Regions from separate parts of the Homo sapiens genome. Here region 2 is linked to region 1. A link is a contact called in ENCODE Hi-C or POLR2A ChIA-PET data. All regions are on one chromosome and are shown on one strand. The core of a region is the stretch at or near the end of the contact, and the rest is flanking DNA. Distances in the headings are between cores, read along the strand shown.

The links. Hi-C counts contacts between places; a loop is a spot of excess contacts on that map. ChIA-PET counts read pairs that join two places held with the same protein, here RNA polymerase II (POLR2A). Pooled maps may share reads with other maps.
Region 2: a loop to region 1 is called in a pooled map of posterior vena cava, with 22 times the contacts of the local background. The contact joins the enhancer-like site here to the promoter of SNX27 in region 1. A Hi-C loop is called at or near these places in 8 of 50 pooled maps. POLR2A ChIA-PET finds 5 or more read pairs at or near these places in 3 of 52 experiments (H1, HepG2 and MCF 10A).

Annotation. Positions count from the first base shown.
Region 1 is chr1:151,610,165-151,613,626 of GRCh38, reverse strand. It overlaps SNX27 (sorting nexin 27), which reads right to left and starts at 1,577. Exons shown (of 12, transcript NM_001330723.2): 1 at 1,115-1,577. The coding sequence starts at 1,425. LOC124904420 (a long non-coding RNA gene) reads left to right here and starts at 259. Exons shown (of 2, transcript XR_007066622.1): 1 at 259-436; 2 at 1,228-3,110. RefSeq lists a silencer at 1,222-1,661 and an enhancer at 1,702-1,801.
Region 2 is chr1:151,471,665-151,475,126 of GRCh38, reverse strand. No RefSeq gene overlaps it. Among named protein-coding and RNA genes, the nearest start is that of POGZ, 14 kb to the right of the region's middle. Within about 2 kb of position 1,831, at least 26 of the 41 ENCODE cell types and tissues checked have a DNase peak (open chromatin) inside an H3K27ac peak, as active enhancers do.

The DNA.
Region 1 (3,462 bases), core at 328-2,827:
GGACTGCAGCAGGGGAGAGAGGGTGGGCTGCAGCAGCAGAAGGCGCCTTAAAAAACAGAAGAAAGGAAAAGCAGCCTAGGGGAGGGAAAGACTAGGACAAAGTCAAGTGTGGGATCACAGGAGGATAGAGTAGAAGAGGCAGCAGAGACGGGCATGCCCTAAAAAAGCAAAGCGGTCAAAGACCCAAAAAGGGCTTGAAGTAGTTTTGAAGGAGGAGGAGTTACAAGGGGTCTACCATAAACCTGACTAGGAGGAGGCATGAGTATAGAGCAGGAGTGAAGGCAGGAGGCCAGGGAAGGGATGCTCTCAGAGGGGTGTGCTGATGGAGACGCTAGATTCCAAATTAGGGTGTGATACGGGGCCAACCGAGAAGAGAAACTACGGTGTCAAATCCCACGCCCCCCACCCCAAAGGCATGCAAGGGTCAGAAAGCAAGGTAAACTCTTGGAGTAGAAATACAAAAAGGAGGGGAGGAAAGGGGCACACGGTGGGATGGAAAAATTTAGGGGCAGCGTAACCATGAGGAGAGGGTAACTAAGGAAAGAAAAAGGAGACGAGCGGGGAGGGATGGTGTTTCCGGAGGAAAAGTAGGAGCAGACCAGAGGTCCTGCCTACTTGGTCTGGAGGGCAGAAGGGGCAGTCCACGGGGGCGGAGGGGAGTGGTGGAGAACGAAACTGCGATGCTGAAGATGAGAACTTGGGGGGGACACGGTACTGGCTGGATCAGAAAACGAAACGCCGTCAGTAAGGAGCAGATGAGGTTCCTTCTGAGCAAGACGAGGGGGAGTGAGGAGCAGAATGCAGCACGCCAAACGGGAAGGCAAAGGGGCGGAGAAGAGCCCAGAGTAATCGGGGCACAGGGAGGAGCACTGGGGGCGCAAGGGCATCAGCTGGAGACGACGGGGTGGGAGACCGGCGTCGCAGAAGCCCCGGGGCGGGTGGTGGGAGGGCAGCCCACAAGGAGGGGCCCGGCTGCGGAGGCCTGAGGGGCGGGGGTCCGGAGGCCGGCTCGGAGCTCGGGGGAGGTGCGGCCTGGGGGTGACAAGGGTAGCGAGGAGTGCAGGGGCAGGAGGGGCGCGGGGAGGATGGGGCGGCGGGTAGCCCCGATACTCACACCTCCAGGATGCGGTCCCCCTTGCGCACCCCGGCCCGATCGGCCGCCCCCCCGGGCAGCACGGCGCTCACATGCTGCAGCGGCGCGTACAGCTCCCCGTTGATGCTCCGCAGTTGCCCGCCCTCGCTCACTTGGCCCCGCACGTTGAAGCCGTAGCCGGACTCGGACTTGACGATGCGCACGACCCGCGGGCCGCCGCCTCCCCCGCCGCCGTTCCCGGCGCAGTGGAGCCCAGACCCCCCGCCGCCGCCGCCACCTCCGTTCCTGTGAGGGGCTGAGGGATGAATCCCTTCCCCGTCCTCGTCCGCCATCTTGCGAGCAGGCGAGCCGTACCCCCGCCCCCTACGCCTCCAAGGCCTCCCGGCGCGTGCTCGCCCTGCCTGGCAGCCGGACGACCCCCGACGCGCGCGCCCGATCCGCCGGCCGCGGGACCGACTCGGCCACCGAGCTGCTGGCGCGGGGTGAAGAGGAGGCAGGGGGCGGGCGAAAAGCGGACAATCGGGCACCGTGGGGCCTCCTGGGAGATGTAGTTTATGGGTGGCGGGGGCGGGGAGCGGTCTGGGCCTGGGCCTGAGCCGAGGTTATAAGACGCAGTTCGGAAGCAAGGCCTGCCGGGAGTTGTAGTTTATCTTTCATGCTGGGTTAGGAGTTTGATCTGCTGGGTGGGGAGAGTATAACCCAGCACCCAGCGTGGTAAAATGATTCAGTTCTTGATGCGGACCAAGTTTTTCGCCCCCCCCCCTTTCATTTCATAACCTCTAAAAAACAATAATGTTAGAATAACTTAACGTTTGTGATTCAACACAGTCTTAAATTATATCAACTCATTTTTTGGCACAGTAACTTATATGTTGACCAGGGCCCAACAACCTGTGAGGCAACCGGATCACGATTAGCTTCCCTATTTTACGTTATTAGGAAACAACCTTAGAGTGCTCAAAGTCATCCAGCTACTAAGTATCAGGAACTAAGGCCCAGTTATTGTGCAACTTTCTTGTCCTGTATTGCAACTACAGTCATGTGCCACATAAGGACATTTTGGTCTACAATGGACTGCAAACACGAGGGAGGCCCCCTAAGATGATAATGGAGCTGAAAAATGTCTATCACCTAGTGGCACAGTAGCCACCATAAGGTCATAGCACAAGCATTACTCACATGTTTGGAGTGATGCTGGTGTTAACAAACCTGCACTGCCAGTCATGTGAAAGTATAGCACATATGATTATGTACAGTACATAATACTTGATAATGGTAAGAACTATGTTACTAGTTTATGAATTCACTGTAGTTTTTATCACTATTTTAGAGTGTACTCCTTCTACTTTTTTTTTTAAGTTAACTGTAAAGCAGCCTCAGGCAGGTCCTTCAGAAGGTATTCTAGGTATTCTAAGTATTGTGATTTTTTTCCACGTATTCCAAGTATTGTGTTTTTTTGTTTTGTTTTGTTTTTTTGTTTTTTTTTTTTTTAAGATGGAGTTTCGCTCTTATCGCCCAGGCTGGAATGCAATGGCACGATATCGGCTCACCGCAACCTCTGCCTCCCAGGTTCAAGTGATTCTCCTGCCTCAGCCTCCCAAATCCCTTGCGATTAAACGCATGCGCCACCATGCCTGGCTAATTTTTTGGTATTTTTAGTAGAGACAGGGTTTCACCATGTTGGCCAAGCTGGTCTCGAACTCCTGACCTCAGGTGATCCAACCACCTCAGCCTCCCAAAGTGCTGGGATTACAGGTGTGAGCCACTGTGCCTGGCCCCAGTTATTGTTACCATCAGATGACAGCTCTGTGCATGTTATTACCCATGAAGACCTTCCAGTGAGACAAGAGATGGAGGTGGAAGACAGTGAAATTGATGATCCAGATCTGGTGTAGGCATAGGCTATGTTTGTGTTTAAGTCTTAGTTTTTAACCAAAAAAAAAAGTTTAAAACATAAAATTAAAAATTGCCTTAAATAGAAAAAAAGCTTATGGAATAAAGATATAAAGAAAGAAAATATTTTGTACATCTGTACAATGTGTTTGTGTTTTAAGCTAACTGTTATTACAAAAGAGTCCCCCCAAATTTTTAAAGGCTGGGTGTGGTGGCTCATGCCTGTAATACCAGCACTTTGGGAGACCGAGGTGGGAGGATTCCTTGAGCCCAGGAGTTCAAGACCAAACTGGGCAACATAGTGAGACCCCATCTCAACAAAAAATAAAAAATTAGCTGGTGGCTGAGCGAGACTATATCTAAAAAAAAAAAAAAAGCAGCTGGGCATGATGGCACATACCTGTAGTCCCAGCTACTTAGGAGGTTTAGGTGGGAGGATCGCTTCAGCCTAGGAGGTCAAGGCTGCAGAGAGCTGA
Region 2 (3,462 bases), core at 582-3,081, 140 kb after region 1:
TGACAGCATTAAAATAAACTAGATCTTCATGTTCTGCTTCAGCCTTTTCCAAACATACTAAAAACTGAATATGGCCAAGGGCAGACACACAAGAAACCCAGTCTCAATGCCTCCATCAAATCATGTGATTTGCAGAGCTCCCAGCACACATTTTCCTAATGAATGATGTAATGGAAGCTGGGGCCCCCTAATCGCTTTTGACGTGAATAACTTGAATAACATGCAGAAATCTTTCTTCCCGTGATCTGTGTCAAGTGAGCTTAGCTTTTCCATACTTAGACAAACTTCTCAAGTTCCATCTTGACAAGAGGTTAGGCCCTACTAGCTAATTAGGCACACTTTTTCCCCTGAAAATTTTAAGTGGTCCACAATCCAAGGTCAAGGGAGCCTGCATCTGGTAAAAGGGCTGCAGGAGGGACACTTCCACACAAAGCTTCACTGATGAAATGAAATCACTGTGCTAGTGTCCCCATCCTGGTCTTTTCTCTGTGTATATCACAGTATGGGCATGGCACCTTCATTCATTCAACCAATATTTCTTAGTGTTAGCCATGTGCAAAGCCCTTTGGAAGATACCAAGATAAATAATACTAACAGCTATCATTTAATGAGCCTCTTACATCCGAGATCCTTCTAAATGCACAACACCAAAAGATTAACTCCCTTTCGCTGAAGAATAAAACTGGGTCCCTATATTTAAGGAGTTTATATTTACAAAGATTTCTGATATATAGCATGGTACAGACTATATGTATATGAAATCCTAACTGCTGTTTGTAATGAAATTAACAAGTACATCAGATTGTTTAATTTGTAGTACTCAACAGCATTCTGATCTAAGCACTTCTCAAATGTTTGTTGACAGGGCCAACTAGGAGACAGTGACAGGTTGTTTTCTATCTACACTAGGAACACAGCAAAAAAATACTTAAAATGCATGCGCAATAAAGCAAAATTTCCTAAATCTTAATAAAGAGAAGCTCGTAAATTACTTGCCACTGAAATTTTTTAAATAATCTGAATTAAACCTGGGCTGAGCTAGGTATAATTTTACCCACTTGAAGCAGGGACATGTATTAGAATGAAGTAAAACAAAAACTCCACGTCATCACCTACAGAAATGTTCATCATGCACCACGGTGATGTTTTGGGGAGTAGGCCTCCATTTGGCAAAATTACTAGCACACCAAAATCTTATTCTGGTGTCAAGTGAGACCAGCAGCCAGAGCCTAGGAGCCTGATGTTGGGCCCTGTTAAAATGTTATTTACATCTAAATTAATTTGAGAGAGAAAAAGAAAGTAGGAAAAACTATATTTTAAATATCACATTTTTTTTTCCTCCACTTCATTTTCTGCACTCCTACTATGGCTCCCTTAACTCAGTCTGAGGCCAAGAGATTATGATGACAAAAGAGAAATGATCAATAAGAAAAGGCGGCTCCTGAAAACCCAAGCCCACTCGAGGGTTCAGACCTCGAATCCCACCCTTCGGAGCCTCGCCGCTCCCTCCCGGGTTGCGGGCGCCAGCAGAGGAGCGCAGGGCGGACACTGCCCTTTTCTGGACTTCGGTGCTCTTCACCCCGCTTCCCAGTGCCTCCTGCCGCCCCGCGGCCTCCACACCCACGCGCCGCGGGCCCCCGCGCCTTCGCGGCTCCAGCTGTCCCCTCCCGGTATACCCACCCACCCGCACGTCCAACGCCCTTTTTTCCCCCCCCGAAAACTTTCTAGACGGTAGGGACTATTTTCTTCTAATGTAACCTTCCACCAAACTGGAGGGAAAAGTTACCCGAGGCCAGAGAAGGGCTGGGGACGTGGGAGGGACTCACAAGATCCCTGGTTCTAAAAACAGAGGTCTCTTTCCATGAAAGTGAGTAACTGGGCCCCCAAGCCAGAGTTTTGTTTGTTGGATTAATTGGTCAAGGTGCACGTTGAAGCTAAATATCTTAAATGGAGATTTTTAAAAAATGGATATAAAATAGACTCCACTAGACAAATGGTTCTTGTCTTCAGACCTTGCAGTTCTTTCTATTGATTCTCATGTTATCTGTCCCTCCCTACCCCGGGCTCCCACGTCATGAGGTTCACGTATAGGGAAATCCAGGTCACTTCAGTATGATGACTTCATAAACCCTAGAGGAAGAAGTCAAATCTAGAAACTGCTCTTTGAGGCAGTTTGCTGAATTCTATTCTGTATTCTGGAAAGGTAAGCTAACCTGCAGAAATAGTTAATGATTGGGATAATCCTCTAGACCTTCTTTTTCAAACTGGGTGGCAAAATCAGTTTGACAAGCAGTATTAAGAAGGAAGGAGAGGACGGAATGATGGAAGAAAGGGCTGGGCACAGTGGCCCAAGCTGTAATCCCTGCACTTTGGGAGGCCGAGGCAGGGGGAACACTTGAGGCCCCAGGTTGGAGACCAGACTGGGCAACATAGGGAGATCCCATCTCTACAAATAAAAATAAAACTAGCCGGGTGTGGTGGTGCACTTCTGTGGTCCCAGCTACTCCAGAGGCTGAGGCAGGAGGATTGCATGAGCCCAGGAGTTCAAGGCTGCAGTGAGCCATGTTTTATAAGCCACTGCACTCCAGCTTGGGCAACGGAGCAAGACACTGTCTCAAAAAAAAAAAAAAAAAAAAAAGAGGTGTAATAAAAGAGAATAGAAAGCTATCACATAGTGAATATCAGTAGTCTTTCATACAATCTGAATCATGAAAAGTACTGTGTGTTTGTGTGTAGCCAGTCAAGATGTAGAATATGCTTTTTACTGTGGGTGGCTGTCAAAAAATGTTTAAAAACCACTGTGCTAGACAGTGGAACTTTTTAAGGATGCTTAGATTGGAAAGGTTGAAAAGTCATCTAATTTATTCCTCTATACTTAGACAGTATTTCATTTTAAGAATAGTACAGACTTTAATTACCTTTCTTGCTTATCATCTCATCTCAACATTTCCTACTAATGATTTGTGAATAATTTGTCTCTTTAAAGCTATTATTTCAGTAAAGAAAGCTATAACTTTCTTTACTGAAAGAAAGTTATACAAAGGCAATTCTGCCAAGTTCCCTTTTTTTCTATGGCTCTTCTATCCTGTCCCCTGGGCAGTGGACATATTACAAATGTGCCTGAAAGATCTGTCTCCAGTGGAGTCCCAGAGAAATCTGAGTTGCTGGAATATCATGTCATCAGATACCCCCATGGATCTATTTTACTTTATTTTAAAATTTGAATTTTTATTTATCTTTTTTCCCCTTATTATTTATTTCTAAAATTTCATCCACCCATATAGGTTATATGAAAGCCTGAAGGTCTTTGTTTGTTTGTTTGTTTGTTTTGAGATGGAGTCTTGCTCTGTTGCCCAGGCTGGAGTGCAGTGGCGCAATCTCAGCTCACTGCAACCTCTGCGTCCTGGGTTCAAGCAATCCTCCTGTCTCAGACTCCTTAGTAGCTGGATTTACAGGCGCACA